Regions from separate parts of the Homo sapiens genome. Here region 2 is linked to region 1. The links are chromatin loops, found by intact Hi-C in ENCODE. Cell type or tissue: sigmoid colon. All regions are shown on one strand.

Region 1 (8,000 bases):
AGTGCAGTGATGCCATCACAGCTCACTGCAGCCTCAAACTCCTGGGCTAAAGCAATCCTCCCACCTCAGCCTCCTGAGTGGCTGGAACCACGTGCCTGCATGTGCCTGCACCACGCCTGGCTTAGTTGTTTTTTTTTTTTTTTTTTTGTAGAGATGGGGTCTTGCCATGTTGCCTAGGCTGGTCTTAAACTCCTGGGCTCAAGCAATCCTTCCTCGGCCTCCCACAGTGCTGGGATTTTAGGCATGAGCCCCCGCACAGCTCTGTGGGAATGCAAGGCCTTATCCCAGGAACACATGCTGCTGGGGGGATAACCAGGAACATTGGCCCCAGTTTTCCACCTGGATCTGGGAAAGAGACATCACACAGCTCAGTGTCCAGGAGTGGGGGCAGCCCAAGACTCAGGCTCAGGTTTTCCACCTGGATCTTGGAAAGAGACATCACACAGCTCAGCCTCTAGGAGGCGGGGCAGCCCGAGACTCAGGCTCAGGTTTTCCACCTGGACCTTGGAAAGAGACATCACACAGCTCAGCGTCCAGGAGGCGGGCAGCCCGAGACTCAGGCTCAGGTTTTCCACCTGGACCTTGGAAAGAGACATCACACAGCTCAATGTCCAGGAGGTGGGGCAGCCCAAGACTCAGGCTCAGGTTTTCCACCTGGATCTGGGAAAGAGACATCACACAGCTCAGCATCCAGGAGGCCGGGCAGCCTGAGACTCAGGCTCAGGTTTTCCACCTGGATCTCGGAAAGAGACATCACACAGCTCAGCATCCAGGAGGCGGGGCAGCCCAAGACTCAGGCTCAGGTTTTCCATCTGGATCTGGGAATGAAGACATCACACAGCTCAGCGTCCAGGAGGTGGGGCAGCCCGAGACTCAGGCTCAGGTTTTCCACCTGGATCTGGGAATGAAGACATCACACAGCTCAGCGTCCAGGAGGTGGGGCAGCCCGAGACTCAGGCTCAGGTTTTCCACCTGGTCCTTGGAAAGAGACATCACACAGCTCAGCGTTCAGGAGGCGGGGCAGCCCAAGACTCAGGCTCAGGTTTTCCACCTGGATCTCAGAAAGAGACATCACACAGCTCAGCTTCTAGGAGGCAGGGCAGCCCGAGACTCAGGCTCAGGTTTTCCACCTGGATCTGGGAATGAAGACATGACACAGCTCAGCGTCCAGGAGGCAGGGCAGCCCGGGACGTGGGCTCAGGTTTTCTGAGCTCATCTACTTGGTCTCTCCTCACTCACTGTATGACCTCAGGTAACTTCCTGAGTGTCTTCATGCCTCAGTTTCTCCGTGTGCAATAGGAGTTTTGTGAAGATTAATTGAATTAATAACTATGTCGGGACAAATGTATCAGCTCCTGGCACTTGGTAATATAAGCCATGACTCTTCACTGTTGTTATCATTTGATATTTGAGCTTAATGCCAAAAGTTTCTCCGGAGGAAGGTGCAGCTCTCTCGAAGGCGCTGAGCTCCAGCAGGGAATGTACATCCCAACTCATAATTTCCTTCAATGTTAAAACATGAGCCAGTTGCCTGTGACTTTATTCCTTTCGTGCATTCGTGAGTTTACTATCAAGGAAATACAGGTAAGCTCTTCACGTTTATGTTTTCACACTCTTAAAGGCAACTCTGATTCTGATGTTTTAGGCTTTAGTCCATGTTTATCCTGTCTTCTAATTGTTCTAATTTTATGCATGTCTATAATAGTTGTCTTATGTTTCTAAATTACTTTTTATCTTTTTATGTTTTATAGCTATACCCTTTTTCATGATTTTTAGTGCATTAATGCCTGGGAGTGACAGCTGTTTACAATTCAAATCCCACATTCTGCTGCGAACTCTCCTCCTCTGTGTCCGGAAGGTTCTATCCACTTTCCTTTTGTGCATTTAGTTATTGGCACTGCTCCTTCTCCCCTAAAAGAATTCTAAGCAATTACACTTGCTCCATTTCCCTTTAAGGACTCGAACTCACTTCTCCCAGCAAGTCACACTGGCTTACTTGGTCATTGATCTTATGTTTTAGTCTCATTTCCGAGAACCTGCTCATCTGCGGTTGCCTTGTGTGTGTTGGAGACCTTCTCAGAGATGGGGTCATTTTGACAAAGTCACAGAGCAAAAGCCATCACACATCAAAGCCAGGGCTCCTCTGATGCTGAGCCAGTGGTGGGGCCAGGGCTTCTCCGATGCTGAGCCGGTCCCTTTATCCCGTACCCCATCCTCCCTGTGTGAAGGGCATGTGAGACAAAGCCCTTCCAAGTGCAGGACCTGACTCATAGCTCTGACACCTCTGCTTCCTGGGCCGTGTGTGGACAGGCACTGTCTTCTTGAGTGTAGACTGTGTGTTTTTCATTCTTCCATCTGCGACCCGTGGACCTGGGCGTGGGCGATATGGCTGCATTGAGCCTCTAACTGGCTTTCTTATGATAATTATTTTTATTTTTATTTTTTTGAGACAGAGTCACGCTCAGTTGCCCAGGCTGGAGTGCAGTGGTGTAATCTCAGCTCACTGCAACCTCCGCCTCCCCAGCTCAAGCCATTCTCCTGCCTCAGCCTCCTGAGTAGCTGGGATTACAGGCACCTGCCACCATGCCCAGCTAATTTTTGTATTTTTAGTAGAGATGGGGTTTCACCATGTTGTCCAGGCTGGTCTTGAGCTCCTGACCTCAGGCGATTCGCCTGCCTCGGCCTCCCAAAGTGCTGGAATTACAGGTGTGAGCCACCGCGCACGGCCTACAATAATATTTTTAAAACGGCTTTCTCCTATTTTCTTTGGCCTGTCTAAACTTAAGTATCCATATTTCTGTTTTCTGTGTTTGGATATATATATATATATATAATATTTTCCCCATTTTCTCTCATTTTCCCTCAATTTCCTAAAATTTGCCTTTTTCCTTTTATTTTCTTATGACATTATTCTTGTCAAGTACAATTGCTTTTGAATACAAAGTATTTTGGTTTATGATGTTCATGATTTGTCCTGAGATCCTAAAATTTTTGAGGAGAAACCCTTGTCTTCACTTCTAAGACTATTTTATTTTAGTTCTTTTCTCTGCATCCCCCTTAACCAGCTAATAACATTTTGTCTTGATTTCATAATATGATAGGTTTTCATCTTTGTGACTACCATGTGGTCACTTTTACTCACTAGGCTTTTGAACTCAATTTAAACAGAATAACTTACCAGTGCAAAATATGAGGTTAGATGAGTAAGTTGGAATCAAAATTCTGCCATGTTGGGCAAATTATTCACCTACATATTGTGAAGTGTTGTGTTATTTCTCCTTATTTATTCTTATGGGGTCTTATTAAAATCTTAGCATTTGTTAAAGAAAATAATATTCATCATTTAAAGACCAGACGGTTCAATCTAATGAATTTTAATAACACAACAAATTAAACCACGTTTGCCCCATTCTGTAAACAGCGCTGCCTGCTTTTCTGTCCTGGCACAGTGTCCAGGCTTGGCCACGAGGGGGCACTTGAAACCTGCCTTTCGGTGCCTGGTCGTCGTCCCCTGAAGTGAAAAGTTGCCCTTCCGGTTATTTCCCTTCCTGTTTGTCTGCCTCCGGGGTGTGTGGCTTCATTATCAGATCTCAGCAGCTTATGAACTTTAAAAAGGGTAATAAGCCCTGTGAAAACCCCCTTTGTGCACGTTTTCAAAAATGTATTTAACATCCAAAAAGAATGTTATGACACTCACTGTCTCCACGAGTGAAAATGTGTGTGCACATTGTGTGTGTGTGCATGTATGTGTGCATCCATACGTGTGTATGTATGTATGCATCTGTGTATGTGTGCATGCATGTGTGTGCGTCTGTGTATGTATCCATATGTGTGTGTATGTGTGTGCATGCATGTGTGTGCATGTGTGTGCACGTGCATCGCTTGCATGTTTTCTTGTGTGTGCATATCTGTGTGTGTGTGTGTGTGTCCCGGATAAATAAGCCATCAACTAAGAAGGAAACAGGCTGGCCTTTGTCTAGGGCCTGCCTTACATCTGCCGGAGTCCAAAGTCCACAATTCTTCCCTTTCGATTTCTGCCTTTTCCATAACTGGCACTGACCAGCAGAAACAGAAATGTGTTGTGAGGTCACCACCATCACCTTTCTGCTCATCCACACGTGTGCTGGGGTCTGCTGCCGGCAGCGGTGTGGCAGGACTCGGCGGTCTCTTGTGCAGGTCTGCGTCTCAGATGAATGAGGATGAAGTTTTGATTAGATGCCCTCTCCGTTCCCTGAAACTCTGGAATTCTAGGCCTGTCTCTTTTTCCTGCTTCCTTCCCTCCCTTCCTGCTTTCTTCTCTTCCTTCTTTCTTTTCTCTCCCCATCCCACCCTCCCTTTTCCCTTTTTCTCCCCCATCCCTTTACTCCCTAAATGAGTGTCTGAGGGGCCGACCACAGTGCCGTGCTGTGTCCTCTGCGAGTGTGTATTCAGAACTACAAGAAATCACTTTGTTCCTTCTCCTGTGTACTCACGGAACTTGATTCTTGCCCTGAGAAGAAGGCAGGAACCGGACACCTCCATCACCCTCTCTTTTTACACTTTCCAACGTCAGGACAGCACCCTTCCCTCCACTCCCACCTTCAGACTCTCAGAGGAACAGGCCATCTTCAGCTTGCGTTAGAACCTCTCCTCTACAGCCAGGACCCAGGTGTTTTCACACATTCCCCAGGGTTTTCTCTCCAATCAGCTTTGCGCCCCATCCCTCATGTTCACATTCCATTTAGAGAGGAAGCTGCACTGGCCCTGAGCCCCGCATTGCCTGGTGTTTCCCATCACTGCTCCACTGACCTTCCTGTCTCCTGCCGGGACGGTGGCTGTGGCCCCCGAAGCTGGGCTCCTGCCTTCCCTTGCCCCCCACACCCTCCTCGAGGCTCCAAGAGTGACAGGCTGTGGGCAGCCTCAGTCCTCTCCCCTCTCCATCTGCTTTCAACCAGGAATTAATTCGAGCAGGAACACCGCAGTGAACCCTTCCTGGCAGAATAGGACTGTGGTGTTGAAGGCAAGGCTCAACCACCCTCCACCAGCCTGGCTGAAGTTTTTGCAGAACCATGCTGCCCTCCGGGTCCCTTCCCCCAGTCCTTCTCCCTCCCCAGGAGCCTGAAGCTCTCCCCAGCTTCTTGTGCTCTCCAACAAGTCCCTTGAAAAAACTGATCCCATATTTCAATTTGTTATGAATCTATGTTTCTTTATGTCTCAGAGCATACTATTAACACTTGCTTTAAAGGAATAGTGTACTAATTACAACATGGAGGTCGGTCTCCACTGACACTTTTCTTCTGGGATTGGGTCCTATTTTTCTGTTTCCTCGGTTGAAGATTGTAAAGGTTTTGCCACTGTCCTGGACACTGAAGGTCACGTGTTCAGATTCTGGGTTCTGTTGTATTCCTCCAAACAGTGCTCAGCTGTGTCATTGCTGTTGTTGGTAGAGCGGACACTCACTTGACTGGAAGCAAACTGCAGGCTCTGTCTTTGGACAGCAGGTCAAATCTCAATTCAGACCTTTCATCTCTAGCTGGGCTGCTGGAGGTGTGTCTTGCATATGCACAGTTCAGGGGTCATCAGGTATTAGGGTAGAATTTATATACAAGATGCGTGGATGCCCCTCTCTGTCTCTTTCTCCACAGATTTCTCCTTAATGTCTTTGTGTCTATGGTTACCCCCAATTTTACCCTGCGGTGTTCTTCAGATGAGAAAGACTGCAGGTTACCTACTGGAGTTTCACTGCCCCACATGGCCTGCTGGAGCCTGGCCTTGGGGTAGAAGCTGTGAAGCTGGTATATTCACTCTGTGCCAACTCCTCTCCTCCAAGTGCTAATTCCAGCCCAGAAACTGCCTGCTTTGGAGCATGATGTAAACTTGGCCTCCCTTCATGCTACATACAGACCACGGAAATGGGACAACCACCCCAGGGTGCTCTGGGACCAGCTTGCATTGATTTGCAAGAGTGATTGTTGAACATTCTGCAATTTCCAAGCTGGCTGTTCCATCATTTGTAGCTTGAAACCAGAAGTTGATTAAACATGGTGGGACCATTTATACCATGGTACTTGACAAACTACAAACCAGGTGTGTCTGTCTGTCTGTCTCTCTCTCTCTCTCTCTCTTTTGTGGGGAGGGCAACTAATGAGTACCCTACTACCCAAGACATTTACCACTTTATTTCCTCAAATGTTAACTCTCACTCAGGACTTGCCAGCTTATGGTTTTTCTCTGTTCCTCCAGATAACTGTTATATGTCTCTCTCTCTCTCTCTCTCTCTCTCTCTCTCTCTCTCTCTCTCTCTCTCTCTGTGTGTGTGTGTGTATGTGTGTTAGGAGTACGGTAGTAGTTCTACAAAAGAACAACTACAAAAGAAAACTCATAGCTGTTATCTCAAACAAGGTGAATAGGCTCTGATGGGAGCCTTTCAGCCATCATTATAAACAAAAACCCTTTCAATGTATCTTCAATAAAAAGATCCTCTCTCTTCTTTCTTAGACATCATGTGATCTCTGTTCGTATGACAGGCTCTTCTGATCCAATCATCTCTACTCATTCCTTAGGTTAATTTTTGGCTTGATCAGTATTAATGTTCATATTAAGGCTTTTCATAATCAATTTGTGACTTAACACAATTAATATATTTAAACATCTATTAAAACTGAAATACATTTGTGCCCATCTATAGAGAGGGAAGTTTCTCACATGTTCTCTACAAACACTGGCTACTTGGTTACAAGAAACACTTTCACATTTTCTAGTCCCACAGGCTATTCACCAACTCTTATGTTTTGTCATGAAGACTAAGCTTAGCTCATAGTGGCAAATGTACCACTTACTCAGTCATTCCTTCAAAATGATTTATTAACTGCTTGGATAATAACCATGTAAACAAGTATATTCATAATTACAAGAACTTGTACGTCATGAAGTAAAGAAACTGTGATACAATTGCCCTAATAATAGAGAAACTCATTAGAGAGTGTGTTTGTAGAATGTCTGGCTGTGCAAGTAATATTTAAGCTAATATTTAAAGGATGAGAAGAAATTGTTCACTAAGGAACTGAAGAATTAAGAAGTAAACATTCCAGAACATTCCAGGTATAAGGAACCTTGTGCCAAATTCCCTAGGATAAGAAAGAATTTTTCAGCATGTCAAAATAACTGAACGAAGCCAGTGTGGATGGATTTTAGTAATCAGGCGACAGTGATATGGAAGGGGTAGGAGTGAAAGCAGGAAAGGGTGCCATGTAGAGTACTGCAGACCAAGTTAAGCCACGAGCCTGGGTTTTATACATTGCAATGGGGAGACGTTGAAACAGCATAGTCAGGAGTGGCTGACATAATTCATAGGTAAAAAGATAACTGTGACCTGAATTACCAGCGGATTAAAGAGGGGAAGAGAGGGCAAAAGAAGAATCCAGGGGGCTCATTGGGAGAAGCTAAGGCTGTGTGGGCGGCAGGTTTTTGTGACTTGGACTCGGGTTAGGGCAGTGGAGATATGGAAGTTCCTGGCTGTTCAAGAACCCAGTCAGGCTCAGTGGGTTGTGTCATAAGAAATACGCTCTGGGGGCCAGGCGCGGTGGCTCACACCTGTAATCCCAGCACTTTGGGAGGCCGAGGCAGGCAGATCACAAGGTCAGGAGTTCAAGACCAGACTGACCAATATGGTGAAACCCTGTCTCTACTGAAAAAAAAAATTAGCTGGGCATGGTGTCACGCACCTGTAGTCCCAGCTACTTGGGAGACTGAGGCAGGAGAATCGCTTGAACCCGGGAGGTGGAGGTTGCAGTAAGCCAAGATCACGCCACTGCACTCCAGCCTGGTGACAGAGCGAGACTCCGTCTCAAAATAGCAAACAAACAAACAAACAAAACATGCTCTGGGAAGGCGTGCCTTGCTGAATCCTTAAAAACATCTGAATGTGAAGATCAGGTAGAAGGCAACACACTTCTGAGCCAGCATAGAAGGAACAGATAGAGAGGTTAGGGAGACAGGTGCTCGGCTTCAGAGTCATCTTC
Region 2 (8,000 bases), 630 kb after region 1:
CCACCACCAACTCTCTTTCTCTTGCTCCAACTCTGCCATGTGACACATCTGCTCCTACTTCACCTTCATCCCTGAGTTAAAGCTCCCTGAGGCCTCCCCAGAAGCTGAGCAGATACCAGCACCATGCTTCCTGTAAAGCCTGCGGAACCATGAGCCAATTAAACCTCTTTTCTTTATAAATTACCCAGCCTCAGGTATTTCTTTATAGCAACACAAGAACAGCCTACCACTGGGGGAACAGAGTGAAGCCAGCCTGCTTCCACATCATCATTTTGGAACTGAGAGTCTATAACTATTGTTTATAGTTATTGCTTTTTGCACCTGTATAATAAAAGATTAAAAAACTAAAAGAAGTTACAACAAAAATACATTTATGCTATCTTTTATATTTACCTATTTAGTTACCTTTCTTCATGTGGGTTTGAGTTATTTTCTATTCAACTCAAAAGACTCCCTATGGCATTGGTTATAGGGAAGTTCTGGCAACAATGGACCCTCTTAATTTTTGTTTATATTGGAATGCCTTAATTTCTTCTACATTTTTGAAGGATCATTTTGCTGGATATAGAATGATTGGTTGAACTTTTTATTTTTCAGTATTGGACCTCATTGCCTTTTAGACACCATGGTTTCTAATGAGAAATCAACTGATAATCTTGTTCAAGATTGCTTGCATGTGATAAACCACTTATGTCTTGCTGCTTTCAAAAATTGTCTCTCTGTCTTTTGGCACATTGCTTATGATGTGTCTAGGTACAGATAACAGAGTTTATCCTACTTGAAGTTTGTTGCAACTTTGAAACCCAGCAAGGCAGTCATTAAATCTTAAAGTTCCAAAATAATCATCTTTTCCTTTATGTCCCACATGCTGGGAACACTACTGCAAGAAGTGGGTGACCAAGGCCTTGGGAAGTTCTGCCCCTATGGGTTTGCAGGCTTCAGACCCAATGGCTGCTCTCACAGGTTAGAACTGAGTACCTGCAGCTTTTCTAGGCACAGGGTGCAAGCTGCCAGTGATCTACCATTCTGGGGTCTAGAGGGCAGCACCCCATTCCCACAGCTCCACTAAGCAGAGCCCTCTTGGGGACTCTGTGTGGGTCTAGCAACCCTGAATTTCCCCTCTGAACTGCCCTAGTAGAGGTTCTACATGGGGACTCTGCCCCTGCAGCAGGCTTCTGCCTGGCATCCAGCCTTTTTCATATATCTTCTGAAATCTAGGCCAAGCCTCCTTCACTCTTGCACTCTGCATTCCTACAGGCTTAATGCCACATGGAAGCCACCAAGGCTTATGGCTTGTGCCCTCTTAAGTGACAGCACAAACTGTACCTGGGGTCCTTTGAGCTGTGGCTGGAGCTAGAATGGCCTAGATGCAGGCAGCACTGTTCCAAGACTGCACAGGGCAGTGGGGCTCTGGGCCTAGCCCATGGAATCATTCTTCTCTCCTAGGCTTCTGGGGCTATGACAGGAGGGGCTGCCTCTTAGATCTCTGAAATGCCTTTGAGGCCTTTTTCCCATTGTCTTGGCTGTCTTTTAGTTATGCAAGTTTCTCTAGGAAGTGGTTGCTCAGCAACCTGCTTGAATTCCTCCCCTGAAAATGCTTTTTCTTTCTCTGCCACATGGCCAGGCTGCAAATTTTCCAAACTTATATGCTCTGTTTCTTGTTCCAATACAAATTCCAACTTTAAGTCATTTCTCTGCTCCCGCATCTGACCAAAGCCTGTTAGAAGCAGCCAGGCCACATCTTGAACACTTTGTTGCTTAGAAATTTCCTTTACCAGATACCCTAGGTTGTCACTCTGAAGTTCAAATTTCCACAAGTCCCTAGGGCACAAACAGAATGCAGCCAACTTCTTTGCTAGGGCATAACAAGGGTGACCTTTGCTCCAGTTCTCCATAAGTTCCTCATTTCCATCTGAGACTTCATCAGCCTTCACTGTCCATAGCACTATCAACATTTTGGTCATAACCATTTAACCAGTCTCTAAGAAGTTCCAGATTTTCCCTTATCTTTCTGTTTTCTTCTGAGCTCTCCAAACTCTTCCAAGCTCTGCCTGTTACCCAGTTCCAAAGTCCCTTCCACATTTTCAGATATCTTCACAGCAATATCCCACTCTTCAGTACCAATTTTCTGTGTTAGTTCATTCTTGTATTGCTAAAAAGAAATACATGAGACTTGGCAATTTATTAAGAAAAGAGGTTTAATTGGCTCACAATTCTGCAGGATATACAGGAAGCATGGCACTATCATTTTCTTGGCTCCTGAGGAGGACTCAGGGAGCTTTAATTCATGGCAGAAGGCAAAGCAGGAGCTGGCACATTATGTGGCAGAACAGGTACAAGAGAGAATGGGGGGTGGGAAGGTGCCATATACTTAAACAACCAGATCTCATAAGAACTCACCCACTATTGTAAGGAGAGCACCAAGCCATGAGAGATCTGCCCTCATGACCCACACACCTCCCACCAGGCCCTCCCTCCAATGTGGGGGATTACATTTCAACATGAGATTTGGGTGGTGGGAATATCCAAACTATATCACCCCCCAACCAACAAAAACAAAAATAAATATACACACCAATATTATCCCCATCAACATCTCAGAACTCAAATATGAAGATGAGATAGTTCTTGGGGCCACAGAGAAGTGAAAAAACTCTGAGACAACAGTGAGAGAACTGGACTTCCTCATCTGTGATGGTTTTCCCCCATCTTCTTGACATGAAGTACATGGAAAATCTCCCCCCAACTCATGGTTTCTACACACACAAAAAAGTGAGATTGAGGTGGACGACCAGCTTCCCCACCATCTTGAACTACTTGACAGGAGACCTCTCCCTCCCTAAACCCCTGGGAAGCATCAGGAGTGCCCGAAAAGAAAAATATCCCTATGAAGAGCCAGAGACAAAAGGGGGAAGTGGGACTACCATCCCACCCTAGAAATTTTTCTCTGTAGCTTGACAAAAAGAGATACCAAATCGGAGTGGCTGCTCAGCATCACCACACTGTAGGAGGTTTATTCCATTACTCCCCAGGGCATGAACCCATAGCCAGCTTCCCACACTGCTGGAATATCCCTTTGGCATTTCTCCTGTTCAGGATAAGTGGTACTCTGATTATTTACTAGAACTGAGGCAAACCTGAGCTTAAGGCACCATCTAGTGCCAAAAAGGAGGCAGCAACATAGCAGATTGTTTTTAACAAAAAGAAAATTGAAAAGTAAATTACAAAGAATTTTTTAGTAAACATATCTGATAAAAAATCAAAACAAACCAGATAGAGAATACTGGAATAAATAATACTTCAATACAAAGACACAGATGTACATGCACACGAAACAACAGCAAACAGGGAACCATGACTACCTCAAACATACAAAGCTGGGAACCAGTGACTGACTCTCACAAGATGATGATAATGTGAACTCTCTCACCAAGAATGCAAAGTAGCAGTTTTAAGGAAACTTGGTGATCTTCAAGGTAACACAGAAAAGCAATTCAGAAATTTATCAGAAAAAATTAACAAAGCGATTAAAGAGAAAATCTTGGAACTGAGAAATACATTTGCTGAACTGAAAAAAATCATGAGAGGCTCTCAACAGTAGAATGGATCAAGCAGAGGAAAGAATCAGTGAGTTCAAAGACAGGTTACCTGAAATACAGAAAGAGAAAAAAAGGAAAAAAATGAAAAGCAATGAAGAATGCCTATAAGACATGGAAAACTACCTCAAAAGATAAAATCTAAGAATTATTAGTGTTCAAGTTGAACAAGTTGAACAAGAACAAGGAGGTAGAAAGCTTATTCAAAGACATATTAACAGAAAACTTGCCAAACTTTGAGAAAGAGATAAATATCCAGGTAAGGGAAGGTCAGAGAACATCAAACCGATTTCACTCAAATAAAGCTACCAAAAGGCACATAATAATCAAACTCTTAAACCTCAAGGAAAGAGAGATAATCCTAAAAGCAGCAAGAGAAAAGTAAATAAAATGTAAAGGAGATCCGATTCATCTGGCAACAGACTTCTCAGTGGAAACTGTACATGCCAGGAGTGAGTAGGATGACATTTTCAAAGTGCTGAAAGAAAAAAAAAATAACTTATATCCAAGAATATTGTCTCCATAAAGCTATCTTTCGAATATGAAGAAGAGACAAGGTCTTTCCCAGATAAACAAAAGCTGAGATAATTCACCACCAGGAGACCTGTCTATAAGAAATGCTAAAGAAAGGTCTTCAATCTAAAGAAAAAAATAAAAAACACTTAACATGCAAGAAGAAAGCATTTCAAGGTATTAAACCCACTGATACAATTTAGTGCATTAGACAAACCCAAAATGCTCTACTACTATAATTGTGGTGTTCAGTCCACTCATAACAATAGTATGAAGCCCAAAAGACAAATATTTCAAAAACAATAATAGCTACAGCGGCCTTTTAAGAAACAGGTAACGTAAAAAATATGTAAATTGAGACTACTAAAAGTCAAAATAGATGGAGCTTAAAATGTAGAGTATTTTTTTCTTTGTTTCTATTTTTTCTTTGTGATCTAAGTTGTCATTTATTTAAAATAACTTATTATATCTATGTGTTTTGTAAGCCTCATAGTAACCACAATGCAAAAACCTATAAAAGAGTGACAAAAAATTAAAAGCAACAAATTAAAACATACTACCAGAGGAAATCACTTAAACACAAAGGAAGACAGAAAGAAAAAAAGAAGAGAGGGGTTACAAAACAACCAGAAAACAAGCAAAGAGAGGGGTTACAAAACAACCAGAAAACAAGCAAAAAATGGCCATTGTAAGTCTTCACTTATCAACAATAACACTGAATGTAAATGGACTAAATTCTCCAATTAAAAGGCATAGAGTGGCTGAATGAATAAAGAAACATGACCCAACTATATGCTGCCCACAGGAAATTCACTTCCTCTATAAAGACACACAGACTGAAAGTGAAGGGGTGGAAAAAGATATTCCATATAACTAGCAACCAAAAAAGGTCAAGAGTAGCTATACTTATATCAGATAATAGACTACAAATCAAAGACTGTAAAAAGAGACAAAAACACTATATAATGATAAAGGGGTCAATTCAGCAAGAAGATATAAAATCATAAATATCTACGCACCCAACACCATAGCTCCCAAGTATATAAACATTAATAAATCTAAAGGGAGAGATAGATTGTAATGTAATAATAACAGGGAACTTCAATACCCCATTTTCAGTAATGAACAGATCATCCATACAGAAAATCAACAAATATTGGAGTTAAGCTACACCCTTGACCAAATAGGCCTAAATGTCATTTACAGAACATTTCACGCAGTTGCTGCAGAATACATACTCCTTTCATCAGCACATGGAACATTCTACAGAACAGATCATATCATAGAACACAAAACAAGTATCAACAAATTCAAAAATTAGAAATCATATCAAGTATCTTTTTTGACCACAATGAAATAAAACTAGATATCAATAACAAGAGAAACCTTGGAAAATACACAAACACATGAAAATCAAACAACATGCCTCTAAATGACCAATGGATCAATGAATAAATTAAGAAGAAAATTTAAAAATATCTTAAAAAAATAAAATGTAATATACCAAAATCTATGGATATAGCAAAAATAGTACTAAGAGGGAAGTTTATAGGAATAAACTTTCTTCATAATTCAAAAAAGTAGAAAGGCTTCAAATAAACCACCTAACAATGTTCCTCAAAGAAAGAGGAAAGAAAGAATAAACCAAACCCAAAATTAGTAGAAGGAAAATAATAAAGATCAGAGGAAAAATAAATGAATGAGATTTAAAAAGCAATAAAGAAAATCAACAAAATGAAAAGTTGGTTTTACTGACAAACATTTGGCTAGACTAAGAAAAATAGAGAGAGAATCCAAATAAACAGTATCAGAAACACAAAAGAAAACATAACAACTGGGACCACAGAAATACAAAGACTCATTAGAGACTATTATGAACAATGATATGCCAACAAATTGAAAAATCTAGAAGAAACGGATAAATTTCTGGACACATGCAATTTATCAAGACTGAACCATGAAGAAATAGAAAACTTCAATAAACCAGTAATGAGTAATGAGATCAAAGCTGTAATAAAAAGTATTCCATTAAAGAAAAGCCCACAATCTGTTGACTTCACTGCTGAATTCTATCAAACACTAAATTAAGAACTTATACCAATTTCACTCAAACTTTTAAATAAAATTGAAGAGGAGATAATACTTCTAAACTCATCCTATGAGGCCAGCATTACTCTGATATCAAAACCAGACAAGGACACAACAAAAAAGAAAACTACAGGCTAATATCCACGATGAATATAGATGTGAAAATCCTCAGCAACACACTAGCAAACCAAATTCAACAACCCATTAAAAAGATCATTCACTGTGGTCAGGTGGGATTCATGGGATTCATCCTGGGGATGCCAACATATACAAATTAATAAACAGGATACATCACATCAACAGAATTAAGGATAAAAACTATGTCATCATTTCAATAGATGTTGGAAAATCATTTGATAATACTAAACATCCTTTTATGATTAAAAAAACCCTCAACAAACTAGGTATAGAAGGAACATACGTCAAAATAATAAAGGCTATATATGACAAAACCACAGCTAACACTGTACTGAATAAGTAAAAATTGAAACCCTTTCCTCTAAGATTTGGAACAAAACAAGAATCTCTACTTTTACCATGTTTTTTCCACATAGTCCTGGAAGCCCTGGCCAGAGCAATTAGGTAAGAGAAAGAATTAATAGACATAATAGGTAGGGAAGAAGTCTAATTAGCTTCATTCACAAATGACATGATCTTGTACTTAGAAAAACCTAAAAACTCAACCAAAAAACTCTTAGAACTGATAAAGTCAGTAAAGTTGCAGGATACACAATCAACTTTAAAAAATCAGTAGTATTTATATACACCAACAGCAAACAATCTTAAAAAGAAATCAAGAAAGCAATCCCATTACAATAGCTACAAAGAATATAAAATGCCTAGGAATCAATTTATCCAATGTGGTGAAAGATCTAATAAGGAAAAATATAAAACAATGATGAAAGAAACCGAAGAGGACATTTTAAAATGGAAAGATATTCCATGCTCATGGATTGGGAGAATTAATATTGTTAAAATAATTCTACCCAAAGTAACTTACAGATTCAATGCAATTCCTATTAAAATTCCAGTGAAATTCTTCACAGAAATAAGAAAAAATTTTCTAATATTTATATAGACCCACAAAAGACTCCAAATAGCCAATGTAATCCTGAGCAAAAAGAACAAAGCTGAAGGTGTCACACTCACCTGACTTCAAAATATCCTCCAAATTTATAGTAACCAAATCAGCATTGAACTGGCATAACAACAGGCACATAGAGCAATGAAACAGAATAGAGACCCAGATATAAATCCAAACATTCACAGCCAACTCATTTTTGACAAAGGCAGCAAAAAGTTGCAATGGAGAAAGGACAGTCTCTTCAATAAATGGTGCTGGGAAAACTGAATAACCATATGCAGAAGAATGAAACTGAACCCCTATCCCTCCTCATATACAAAAATCAAATAAAAATGGATTAAAGACTTAAATCCAAGACCTGAATCTATGAAACTACTGGAAGAAAATATTGGGCAAATGCTCAAGGATTGTGGTCTGGGCAAAGATTTTTTTGTGTAAAATCGCAAAAGCACAGGCAACCAAAGCAAAAATAGACAAATGGAAAGACATCAAGGTAGAAAGCTTTTGTACAGTAAGTGAAACATTAAGTGAAGAGACAACCCAGAGGATGGGAGAAAATACTTGCACATTATCTATCTGACAAGGAATTAATAACCAGAATATATAAGCAGCTGAAGCAGCATGATAGTAAAAATAAAAAATTAAATCCAATTAAAAAAAATCTGAATAGACGTTTCTCAAAAGAAGACATACAAGTAGCTAATAGGTATATGAAAAAA

The links. Peaks named below come from ENCODE experiments on the same cell type or tissue, not always from the same donor. Only the 100,000 strongest peaks of a DNase experiment are listed, where the experiment ranks them.
Region 2: it touches region 1 in a loop (12-fold over the local background); 24 of 110 quality-filtered maps call a loop at or near these places.

The regions. Positions count from the first base shown.
Region 1 is chr6:168,891,738-168,899,737 of GRCh38, forward strand. No RefSeq gene overlaps it. Among named protein-coding and RNA genes, the nearest start is that of LINC01615, 270 kb to the right of the region's middle. In sigmoid colon, CTCF peaks have their summits at 3,455 (motif pointing right) and 3,656; a DNase peak (open chromatin) is centred at 3,484; H3K4me3 peaks cover 286 bases; H3K27ac peaks cover 1,062 bases.
Region 2 is chr6:169,517,172-169,525,171 of GRCh38, forward strand. All of the region lies in intron 25 of WDR27 (WD repeat domain 27), which reads right to left. Among named protein-coding and RNA genes, the nearest start is that of LINC02519, 130 kb to the left of the region's middle. In sigmoid colon, a CTCF peak has its summit at 3,159 (motif pointing left); no DNase peak of the experiment used is centred here.